2 separate regions of the Mus musculus genome follow, and region 2 is linked to region 1. A link is a contact called in ENCODE POLR2A ChIA-PET data. All regions are on one chromosome and are shown on one strand. Each heading gives the region's core, a stretch centred on a gene start or an enhancer-like site at or near the end of the contact. The rest is flanking DNA. Distances are from core to core; before and after follow the strand shown. Region 1 holds the start of Ergic3 (ERGIC and golgi 3). Region 2 holds the start of Rbm39 (RNA binding motif protein 39).

What was found. ChIA-PET counts read pairs that join two places held with the same protein, here RNA polymerase II (POLR2A).
Region 2: POLR2A ChIA-PET joins it to region 1 with 12 read pairs in Patski. The contact joins the promoter of Rbm39 here to the promoter of Ergic3 in region 1. POLR2A ChIA-PET finds 5 or more read pairs at or near these places in 2 of 5 experiments (Patski and embryonic stem cell).

What each region holds. Positions count from the first base shown.
Region 1 is chr2:156,005,657-156,011,503 of GRCm38, reverse strand. Ergic3 (ERGIC and golgi 3) reads right to left here and starts at 3,476. Exons shown (of 13, transcript NM_025516.5): 1 at 3,276-3,476; 2 at 3,069-3,139; 3 at 2,853-2,940; 4 at 2,525-2,644; 5 at 971-1,064; 6 at 239-404; 7 at 98-155. The coding sequence starts at 3,363. It also overlaps a transcript of 6430550D23Rik not described here.
Region 2 is chr2:156,176,512-156,182,358 of GRCm38, reverse strand. It overlaps Rbm39 (RNA binding motif protein 39), which reads left to right and starts at 2,121. Exons shown (of 17, transcript NM_001291114.1): 1 at 2,121-2,472; 2 at 3,119-3,182; 3 at 4,974-5,023. The coding sequence starts at 3,132.

The DNA of each region.
Region 1 (5,847 bases), core at 2,227-4,726:
GCTCCACGTTAAAAGAACACTGGCCTGGTAAGGAGCACACCAACCTGCCACGAGGGAATCTGAGAGCTAAGAGCCCCGCTGACCCTGGATCACTCACCATGCACATGAGACTGTTGGAAGCTCTTCCCAGGGGCAAAGTGGAAGTTTCCAGCCACCTGTAGGGGACATTTCCTCTCATTCTCCGCATCACCAACAGGCCTGACTCACCCAGCTGTCTCGCTTTGCTCCCTCCGGGTACCTTGTTGACCTCCAAGAAGCCGTACACCTGGCAGCCTTCATTCTTCTGCTCCTGCATCTTCTGGCTGAAGCCCTCTCGCCGACACTGCTCAATGGTGTCCGGGTTCTTGAAGGCCCAGCCTCGACGGCGATAGGCCTCCCGCACATCTTCACAACTGTTACAGCACCTGTTGAGAAGTCACGAAGGGATGAGAGCCCAGCCACGGTGCCCTGGGGGAATAGCCAAAAGCTATTCTGCGCACTGCAGAAGGTGGTGTGAATGTTCTTAGCGCCAATTAACCACACACATAAAAACGGCTATAAAAGCCAACTGTCAGCCACATGTAACAGTATTATTTTTCCCCCTCTTCTTTCTGAAAAGTACATCTCTCTAGACCTGTTGAGTCAGTCTTTCAGGGGTTGGGGCTGTGAAGTCGCACAGTGGTTGGCACATAGTGGAGGTGTAATAATGTAGCTTTGGCCCTGTACGTCAGGGCTTTACATATAACATACACTTAACTTTGGCAAGGAGGGTGTTATTATCCCTACATAGAGAAGCAATGTGGCTCAGATTGAAGACAAGGACTGGACGCCTGGCAGCTGGTTCTCTAGGCTGAAGAGCAGGCCCCCTAGGTGTGCAGTTGCCAGCGGGCCTGCTGGCTAACTGTTATCACTTGCATCAGGATGAATAGTGAGGAATATAATGCCTCTACCATCTCAGGTCTCACTCCCCATGCCCTGTGGCGTGGCTCACTTGATGTCTTCTGACTCAGCGCCGTAGCAGCTCTCACAGCGATTGGGGTCCAAGGAGTTGGGGTCAAACACTGTCACCTCGACTTTCCCAAGCTCTGGGCAGGGCAGGGGCAAAAGCACAGCATGAAGCAGACACAGTGACATCCACGGCCACAGCTCCCTCCCACATAAGTCCCTGGGCTGGGGAAAACCAGCCACATACATGATGGTCAGGTGTTAAGGCCATTACATATACTCAGTATCAGAAAACAGCAGTAAACACTAAGAGTCAGTTGGTACAGGCAAGTTCCTGTTGCCCTGTTCCATCCCCTTAGACTCTGAGACTGGGATAGTAGCCCATACCTTTAACCCTAGCACTTGCGAGACAGAGGCAAGAGGATCTGTGAGTTCTACACAGTGAGATGGGCTGAGGGTAACAGAGACAGCAACTTAGGGAAACTGCTCAAAGTGTACACTCTATACCAGGTCTTTTAGAAAGATTACTTATGGGCTGGAGATATGGCTCAGTGGTTAAGAGCACCAACTGCTCTTCCAAAGGTCCTGAGTTCAAATCCCAGCAACCACATGGTGGCTCACAACCATCTGTAATGAGGTCTGATGCCCTCTTCTGGTGTGTCTGAAGACAGCTACAGTGTGTACTTAACAATAAATAAAACCTTCAAGAACAGCCTGGTCTACAGAGTGAGTTCTAGGACAGCCAGGGCTACACAGAAAAACCCTGTCTCGAAAATACAAACAAACAAACAAACAAACAAACAAAAAAACAATAAATAAAATCTTTAAAAAAAGATTACTTATGGGTTGTGTACTGATTATATATTACTGATTCCCCCAACTCAGGATGAGGTTTCCCATGGTAAAATGTCATATTTTAGAATGCACTTAATACATCTAAGACACAGAACATTATAGCTTAACTGATACTGCCTTAAACATTCTCAGAATACTTACCCAGCCAACAGCTGGGCAAACCATCTGACATGAAGACTAGTTCCTAACAAAGCACCGAGTACCTCCAATGACTGAGTCCTCTACGCAAAGTGAAGACCTGAATGGTTGTACAGGCGTGCTTTCAAACCATCTCCAAGTCAGAGTGTTGTAAGCTGAGACCCATCTGTATTGCATCCAGCCCTGCATCATGCTCACAAACTGCAAGACAATGCTAGATCCGAACCCAGGCAACTCTACTCGAGAATTTAAGCTCTTAATCTTAGGATACTCGCACTGCAACGGGGGACAGTACTCTAGCCAATGAGGTGGACAAGCAAACTTCCTTTACCTAAGGAAGACCCATGTTCAAGCTTGAGAAACGATAACCGAGCAAAGTGTCTTGCTCTTAACCACTGGGCCCTCTCTCCAGCCCCTAAGGTATTCTACTCAATGTTCCAATACCAGAAGCATGGATTCAACTGACTCTTGATTTTTAATAGTTGTAGAACCCTAAGCAAGCCAGCTGACTTCTGTCTACGGTGTCACTGAGCCTGCAACGGCCCATGTGTGGAAGGCAGGCATGTCCAGCTGTAGGATCGGAGACCTGTCCCCCTCCCCTGGTTACCGTGCCGTTCAGCCTCTGAGCTCACGGGGACGCCATCCTTGTCTAGTCGTTTCTTGAACAGGTTGTGTTCCACATCCAGCTGCTGCTCCCCGGCCACGTCCATGGCATCGATGCTCAAGTCTGGAAACAGAGAGGCAAGCTAAGGCGCTACGACACCAGGGACCCGGAGAGCTGAGCTTTGATGGGAAAGATGTATCTTGAGGAAGAAATGGACTCGGGGAATGAGGATGGCCTGGCATTCACTCTGGGATCTAAGGCCAGAGGTGTAAATCTGGAAGCCCACCCTACGTCCAGGAGTCCAACTCCCCACTCACAATCGGGTACTCACAGGCACAAGGCATGTGCGGGAAAAGAACATCGATGTTGATCTTCAGTTTATCCCCCCGAGACTTGTCCACGTAGAGCTCAGGATGCACCTAGAGCATGTCTACCTCAGTCAGATTCGCCCCTATGCCTCTCCTCGCCTCTCCTCCCCTCTCCCACCTTTAAGGGTCCTGCCCTTAGAATGCCAGGCCCCGCCCACGCTCTAGGCCACGCCCCTCACCTCCGTAGTGAGATAATACTGCAACTCCGATAGGAAAAGCAGGAGCATGAGAAGGCCACTGACGATGGTCACTGCAGGGCGAGAGCGAGATTTGGAACGGCCTATATCCCACCCCTCAGCCCCTTAGCAGGCCACGGAGGGTCCGGGAGCCCGGGCCGAACGCGAGGACAGCTCCCTCCTTGCAACCCTGCCCGCGCCGAGACCTACCCGTGGCACCCCCGCAGGTCTTGACCCGGAAGTCCTCCAGAGTCTTAGGGTAGGCATCGAACTGCTTCAGCTTCCCCAGCGCCTCCATGGGGACCGGCCGGAAAGGGGACACCAGCCGGCCCGCCCCTCCAGCCTCCCGCTTCCGGCCTGGACCCGGGGTCACGCCCCTCGCTGTCTTGCGCAGGCGTAGCGGTGCGTAAGTGGGGCTCCACCCCCTCACCTGCCTCCTCAAAGGCAGTCTAGCTTGTGGACATTGTCACGCCTCCTCGCGCGGATTGGGCAGTGCTCCGAGAGGGGCGGGCTGGGAGCACAGAGGGCGGTGCTTGGGTGCGGAGTGACAGCACCTGTGGTAAGTGCCTCTCCTTGGACCTTTGGATCTCTTAGGACAGCGCTTCCAACTTGACCCCGCCAGAGCCACCGCAGCGTTAATTAGAATTGGTTCCAAACCGGGGTGGGCGCACTCTTTAATCCCAGCACTCAGAAGACAGAGTCAAGCGGATGTCTGTGAGTTCGAGTTCAGCCTGGGTTACAAAGAGAGTTCCAAGACAGCCAGGGATGTTACGCAAAGAAACCCTGGCTTGAAAAATTACAAAAGAAAAAAGAAAGAAAGAAATCGGTTCCAAGGAAATCATTGGTTCCCTCATTAGAAAGTCAAAAGTGGCTCCAAGGTGTTTCCAATGCGGTTAAGGCATGAGAATCTCTGCAGGGGGAAGTGGGTATTAACTGGCTTGCAAGGTGAAGGCATTTGCTGCCAATTCTGAGTTCTATACCCAGGACCCACATGGTGGAAAAAAACTGATTCTTGCAAAATGTCCTCTGACCTCCATATGAATGCCGTGGCGTGCCCTTGACTACACTCACAAAAAAGTAAATATAATCTATAAGTTATTTTTAAAAGAGAGTGGGTGTTAACTTTGCTTTTTTTTTCAAGCTTAAACTGATCAATAGTGGAACCCAGTTCTGGACTTCAGAGTACCCTGGGTTCTTAAACAGCGTCCAAGTGCTAATCCCAGTGTGGGTCAATAAATAAAATAAAGACGTTCGCTGATTCCACCCCTCCAGGACAAGGCTATGGAGTGGAGATTAAACAAACCCTTATTTGCTTTCTGTTGTAACCCATTAGCTCTAGACAGCTTAATACCGCTATAAAGACTAAAACAAAGTGCTCAATAGTTTTGTTTTAAGAAAGTGTCTTTCTGCTGCTCTGGCTGACCAGGAACACCTGGACTCCTGCCTCAGCCTCTTAGCGTCTCATGGGAGGTTTCTGTTTTGAAGATTTATTAACTATTTTTATGTGTGTCTACATGTGTTTATGTGTACCAGATGATAGTACGGGGCATTGGATCCCTGAAATCTGGACTTATGGGCAGTTCTGAGTCACCCAATGTGTGCTGGGAACTGAACCAGGGTCCCCTGAAAGAGCAGCCAGCAACCATGCTGTGCTCAGTCTCCATGCTTGAGCTTAAAGGTCTTGACGTAGAACTCTTGCTTCAGATAATAAATCCCACTTTAGGAATCTATTTTATGCTGTTGAATTCAATTTCCTGTCAACCTAAAGAGGTTTTGTTGTTGTTGTTTTGTTTGTTTGTTTGTTTTTGTTTTTTTCTCTGTAGACCAGGCTGGCTTCGAACTCAGAAATTCGCCTGCCTCTGCCTCCCAAGTGCTGGGATTAAAGGCGTGCGCCACCACGCCCGGCTCACCCAAAGAGAGTTTTTAAGATTTTATTTTGTATTTTATTTTAGATAGGGTCTCACTATGCCTGGGCTGGCCTTGAATTCTGCTTGCCTCTGCCTTGCAGAAGCTGAGATTAAAGGCATGTGCTGCCACATCTAGACCTTAAATGTTTTTGTTAGGATATGTTGATTATCCATGATAATGGGTTTATGAAATCTTCATACATATTCATAATGTATTTCTATCACACACACAAGCCCAGTTAGTTACCCTCCATAGGCCCCCTTCTCCCAGCAACCACATGGTGGCTCACAGCCATCTGTAATGGGATCTGATGCCCTCTTCTGGCATGCACCATATATATATATATATATATATATATATATATATACATATATATACACAGAACACTCATACAAAAATAAAAATATTCCAAACAAAAATTGTACCAGGTGGTTATAACTTATGCATGAGTTCATGAGATTGCTCAGAGGCAAAACACTGGAGTCAAATATGGTCATATATAGGGATCAGTTCTGTAAGGGTAAATTGTCAGGTCTCCAGAAAAAAATGGAATAAAAACTATTTGTTCTTAAGACCTTAGAACTATTAATCCTTAGAACCTGCATTTTAAAAAGATGGGTGCATGCCGGGCGTGGTGGCACACGCCTTTATTCCCAGTATTTGGGAGGCAGAGGCAGAGGCAAAGGCAAGTGGATTTCTGAGTTTGAGGCCAGCCTGGTCTACAGAGTGAGTTCCAGGACAGCCAGGGCTACACAGAGAAACCCTGTCTCAAAGAAAGAAAGAAAAAAAAAAAAAAGATGTGTGCAAGGGCTTGAGAGATGACTCAAAAGTTAAGCGTATGGCTGTCCTTTCAGAGGATCATTCCCCAGAACCC
Region 2 (5,847 bases), core at 872-3,371, 170 kb before region 1:
GTGCTGGGATTAAAGCATATGTCACCATGCCTGGCCTAAGTCTCAACTTTATTATTACTAACATTTTAATGATTTACTTTTATTTCATATGCATTGACGTTTTGCTTGCATGTATGTCTGTGTCTTGAAGGTGTAGGATCCTTTGGAATTAGAGTTACAATTGTGGACCATCACTGGGTGATGAGAATTGAACCCTGGCTCTCTAAAAGAGCAGCCAGTGCCTCTCACTGCTGAGTTCTCTCTTCAGTCCCCAGTCTAGCTTTTCAAGAACAAATTGTTTAACATACACATACACATTTAACATGCATGTGTTTGGCTTGCATGTAGTCTGTGCACCACCTGCATACCTGATGCCTGTGGAGACCAGAAGGCATCACCAGATCTGCTTAATGTAGTTGTGTGCAGCCAGTGAGTATTGGGAATCAAATCAGTGCTCTTACTCCTTTCTCTCCAGTCCCCCTTCTACCTTTTTCATAGCCTTTTACTGTGTGGCACGCGTTGTCCTTGACTTGGCAGCCCAGGACAGGACTATTAATTAAGGGCTCCTGTAGAGAGATAGAAGACAGAGAGGGGCTTGGTCTGACCTTAGTTAGGCAAGACCACTGCTTATTCAGGGTGAAGGGGCATCCCTGTCACCACTCACCCTATGGTTAACATTCCTATAGAGGAAGACAGGTTGTAGCCCCTTATAGGAGCAGAGAAGTTTCAGTAGTCCACAAGGGAAGTTGGAAAGCCTAATCTTTCAGCAGGAAACTATCAGTGATTTCATGCAGTGTGCCACATCTGAGAGAGAAAGCCAGATCAGCTAAATTTTTTGGAACTCATAAGGCTGACCTCAAATTCACAGAAATCCCCCTGCTTCTGTTTTCTGAGTGCATAACTATAGACAAGCTCTACCAGGCATGCTAGAAAAGTCACCTGCCAACTGTATTACATTGCCAGCCCCAAGAAGTTTCCTGTCATCATTCCACATGCTCTTCCTACTCCTCACGAGCTTTCAGGGAGAGTCCACCTGGACATACATCCCCTGCTAAACTTGGGAATTAGTGAATATTTGCAGTCTTGGCTAGTGTCAAGCTTATCCTTGCTACTAATTATAATATTCCCCCCTTGAGGAGGAATCGGAATATATGGAGAGCTTAATTTACTTGCTCAAGGTCACATTGTTGGAGTGGCTACACCAAGCAAGGTGTGACATTTTGGACCTTTTATACCCTCAATTATTAAGCTGCTGATAGGTTTCCAGACTGGTTTGATATTTTATTTCAAAACGTTTTCTATTATGTAAAAGTGGGAGAAAAAAAAAACCTTCCAATGATCACTCAGCTTCTCTACCACAGAATTAACCACTCCCAAATACACAAAAAGCAAACCAAATAAAATCCAACAAAAATTAAACAAAAGCGGTAAATTCACACAGTCAAAATCCTAGGGAAAAGTGAGGGGACCTTTTAAAGTCACAAACCACCCCGATTCAGAGCCCGACTAAATTCAGGGGTTAGAAAGCTACACACTGCGGTTTCTTCCCAGCCCGGCCACCGCCTCCGGTTTCCAAGGGTGTTGCGAAGCTTCACTATCGAGCCCACATCTAACTGGTGACACCAAACGACAAGAAAATCGTACTTTTTATTCCCATTCCCCTGTGTACAGCTCGTTCTTGTCTGCATGCGTTTTCACCACTGGTGGGTCTGGACACGACTGTCTTAGCCCACAGCCATATGTATTATAATAGGTTGCCTTATGGCGACCTTGACAGCCATCTGTGTGGGAGGGCGGGTGTCCGGGGTGGGGGTCGGCTCTGAGAGGGGAAACCTTCACACCCAGCGAGGAGATGACACCAGCCAGGATGACAGCAACGATGCACCACTCAGCAAGGAATCCTCCCAAAGATTGACAGTCAGGGCACCAACTGTCTTTGCCCGATAGAGGACGCACCCTCGCGAGACTTGGGTGCAGCTCTGGCGGGGGAGTCCGAGAAGCCTTTCGGAATTGGGGGAAGGGAAACTGTGATCATCTGTGGCGCAATCATTGCGCGAGATTGGGCCACGGTCGCCGGGAGCCGCGGTGAGAGATCTCGCGATAGTTCGTGCTTTCCAGTCTGGAACCCGGGGCAGTTTCTCGCGAGAGCCCGTGCTTGCGGCTCCGGGAGACCCCGGGTGTTTGTGTGTGTGTATGTGTTGGTGACTGTGAGTACGGAGGAGCAGCGGCCGCCATTTCAGGGAGCTAGCCGACGCTGTCGCAGGGGTGGATCCTGAGCTGCCGAAGCCGCTGCCCTGCTCTCCGTCGCGGGCTCCTTTAATCCCATTGTTTCTTTTAGATTCGCTTGGGCCTAGACGCCCTCGGGGCCCGATATTCGGGTTGGGCGGTACCGCGGCCTGGGCCTAGTGGCTTAACAGTAGCGACAGCAGCAGCGGCGGCGGCGGCGGCAGCCGACTTCCCGTGGCGAGCACAGGCGCGCGGAAGCCCGCACAGGTACGGGGCGTCGCGGCCGGCGGGGAGTGGGTCGCCTGCCCGAGCTGGGTGCTCCGCGATGCCGAGGCTTTTCGCCGCTTTGCTCGGCGCGCAGAGGGGGAGGGGGCCTTCCCGGTACGGTGGGGTCACCTCTCCTCGGCCGTGCCCTTCATCTCGGGCAAGGACGTCGTGGGCGTTTTTTGGTAGCGGCCGGGACCTCCGTGGGGACCTCGGTCAGATAAAGATCTGTCCTTCCGAGGGCCGGGGCTGGTCGCGACCTCCCAACATGGCGCCCGTGGAACGCCGCCGTGGTACACAACCCCTCCCAGCGGAGGGAGTCTCCCTCCGCCGCTAAAATGGCAGCGCGGGTTTTGTGCGGTGAGGAAGCGCTCCGCTGCATCCTTCCTGGGGGCGCTTTTAGCCGCTCGCGGGCGGGCTTTTGAAATTCGACCTGGAGTCCTGCTCCTGTCTTAGGTACAAGGAACGTGACACTTGGCGTACCCAAGGCAGCCTTGTCTGATGGGCGTCGCACAATTTTAGCCATCGTAGCGCTTTCAAAGGAGTTTTCTCAGGCTTTGAGGATGGGAGATCAAGGGGACATTTTATCTTATTTTATTATTTAGCAGAATTGCAGGTGTACTTACAGGACTGTCTTGTTCTTCCCCAGGCGAGTAGAGAAAATGGCAGACGATATTGATATTGAAGCCATGCTTGAGGCCCCTTACAAGAAGGTGAGAAAACACGCTAGTGAGCTTTAATATATTTCTTAATTTAGCATTATTCACGAAACTACTGCTGAAATGTAAACTAACCTTCCCGGAGCCCTCTTGATTACCTTATCAGAGATGCAATACGTGTAACTTACAAAAGTAAATATATGCTATTGATGTAATAATATTGTGCAGTAGTTTCACTTCAGCGTGATGAATAAATGCCCATCTATCTCTCTTTGTAGACTTGCCTAACGATATCTCACCTCTACTCCCATGAATTCACCTTTGATTCCAGTGTGAACTGTCAATCATAAGGTAGTAATTGAGTGACTTATCGCTGTACCGTGGTCCCCTAGGTAAAATGACTCAACTAAGAATTACCAGCTCCAGTTTGGTATAGCAAAAAGGTGAATGTAGTGGTTTGGGAAAACTGCAGGGGTCCAAGAATAATAAATTACAACCAGTCTCTGGCAAGTAAATCTTAGAAGTCTTGAAAGAAGAAATGGGTGAGATTTAAATTTTATTTTATATAAATAGATATAAGACTGGTGATAGTAAACCTGAATACAGGCAGGTATTGATCTGCTTTTCAGTTAATAATTATTAAGATTCTTGGATCCCTGAATAGAAATTGGCAAAAAAGAGGAAAAAAAACCAAGAAAAAGAACAGAAGAGAGAAAAGAAAAAAAGCAAGAGACAGTATCACAGCTTAGAGTCACTTGATGACTGTTTTACTGCTCTCCATAGTGTTTATTTTTAATTAGGCCCTGCCATAGCTTTTCACACTCAAAACTAGAAAGGAAGTATTTTGGCCAGTAATACAATATGACCCATTTCGGTATCACAGTAAAAGTCAGCACTCTTCATTCTTTGACCAGTTGGTGGTGAAAATAGCAGTGTGCATGCATGCATTGTCACTGGTGTCTCAGACCTTAAGCCTGGTAACTTAGAGATCCTACTATTGGTGATGTGTTCAAACTGTGGAATAAAAACATTGCGCTTAAACCGTTTATAAATAATACATTTGTCTTGGAGTGTAGCACGACCATGTGGTGCCTTTTGGATGAATTCTGATAGCTTTAAATAGTGTAATTTTGTAATGCTAGACTCTTGAAGCCATACTTTCTGTTTTAATGTTTCTTGTCTTAGTTTAACTTGGATATAATTCCATGTAAACAGGTATGGAAGTAGGAAATGTTTAGGCTGGACTGGTGGATTATTAATTAACTTTTCTTGGGTTCTTGGGAGTCAACATTACTAAAGCAGTGTGAATCCCTGTTTGCTTCAGGGCGAGATGTGTGACAGAGGTGGCATCAAGCTCTTACAGTCCCAACCCTCCAACGGAAATGGGCGAAGATCTCAGGAATGGCATCGGTCACAGGAAATCGATAGTGGCTGGCTGCTAGCATGGCCACTTGGGGCTTAGGCAGAAATAGAGCCATGGTACCGACAAAAGGGACAATAGCACATGGAATAAAACTCAAAATGACTTCATGTTTCATAGAAATCTTTAACCACTTCAACATTGTAATTCCGGATGACTTATTTAATACTTAAACAATGTAAGAAAGTAAAATATAACATATTAAATGTGGAAAGATTTTAATTTTTGTTTCTTGATGACTTAATTATTAGCAACAAAGTGGTTAAACGTATACCATCTAAATTTTATAGCCTTCCATGTTAAAGTAAATAAGTAATTAGTTTTAAAATTGTCTTGTATTTTCTTATTCCTATTCCCTTTACCCTTTGACAACTTGAAATGTTACCACTTCGTCCTCATGATGTTCTTCTATCAACCTTGCTTAGGATGAGAACAAGTTGAACAGTGCTAACGGCCATGAAGAACGTAGCAAAAAGTAAGTTTGACTAAGGAACCTGGGGGGGGAACTAACCTTGTGGAAATCTATTCTTGTGGTTAAGCATCAAACTATGGTTTTCTTTCGGTATCACAGTAAAAGTCAGCACTCTTCGTTCTTTGACCAGTTGGTGGTGAAAATAGCAGTGTGCATGCATGCACTGTCACTGGTGGTGTAGAAAACTGCTCAAAACACTTGAGATGAGAAAGTCCTTCAGAATATAAAGCCGTGGACTTTGTGGAATGTAGACTACAGGATATGGTTTCAAAGACCTTCTTGACACTTTGCCCTCCATTCTCCCATGATTCTCTTGAGTTCTGTAATGTTTTGAGTTTGGTAACTTTGGCTTAATTTTTGGAGATGTGATGAGAAGAATCATTGAATTCGAAGACGTTATAGAAAAAGGCCTTGGAAAGTACTGTTTTCATTCACTAAAGGAACCAGCTATGAGTTTCTTTTCTTGCTGCTTAAAGGCTGCTTTGATAGTAATGAAAGCATACTTATTAGTTTTTGATGGGATTTTTTTTTCTTTCCTTGGGCCTTTATCTCTAGTATATCCAAGGAGACCATTAAGAATATGTAATATATTTGAGATCGATGACTAGGTTGAAATAACTACATGCTGCAGACTCAGTATAGAATAAACAGGATCCAATTTACAAGGATGGGGCCTTTTGGCTGTTGTGAAATTACTATTCAGTTCCGAGATTAGTAATTCTTAACATGATAATGGTCATGTTATGTGCATCAAGAGGTCTATGTTTATAATGCCATACTAAAACATTTTGTCATATCATGACCACATAATACTTAATGAGAAACAA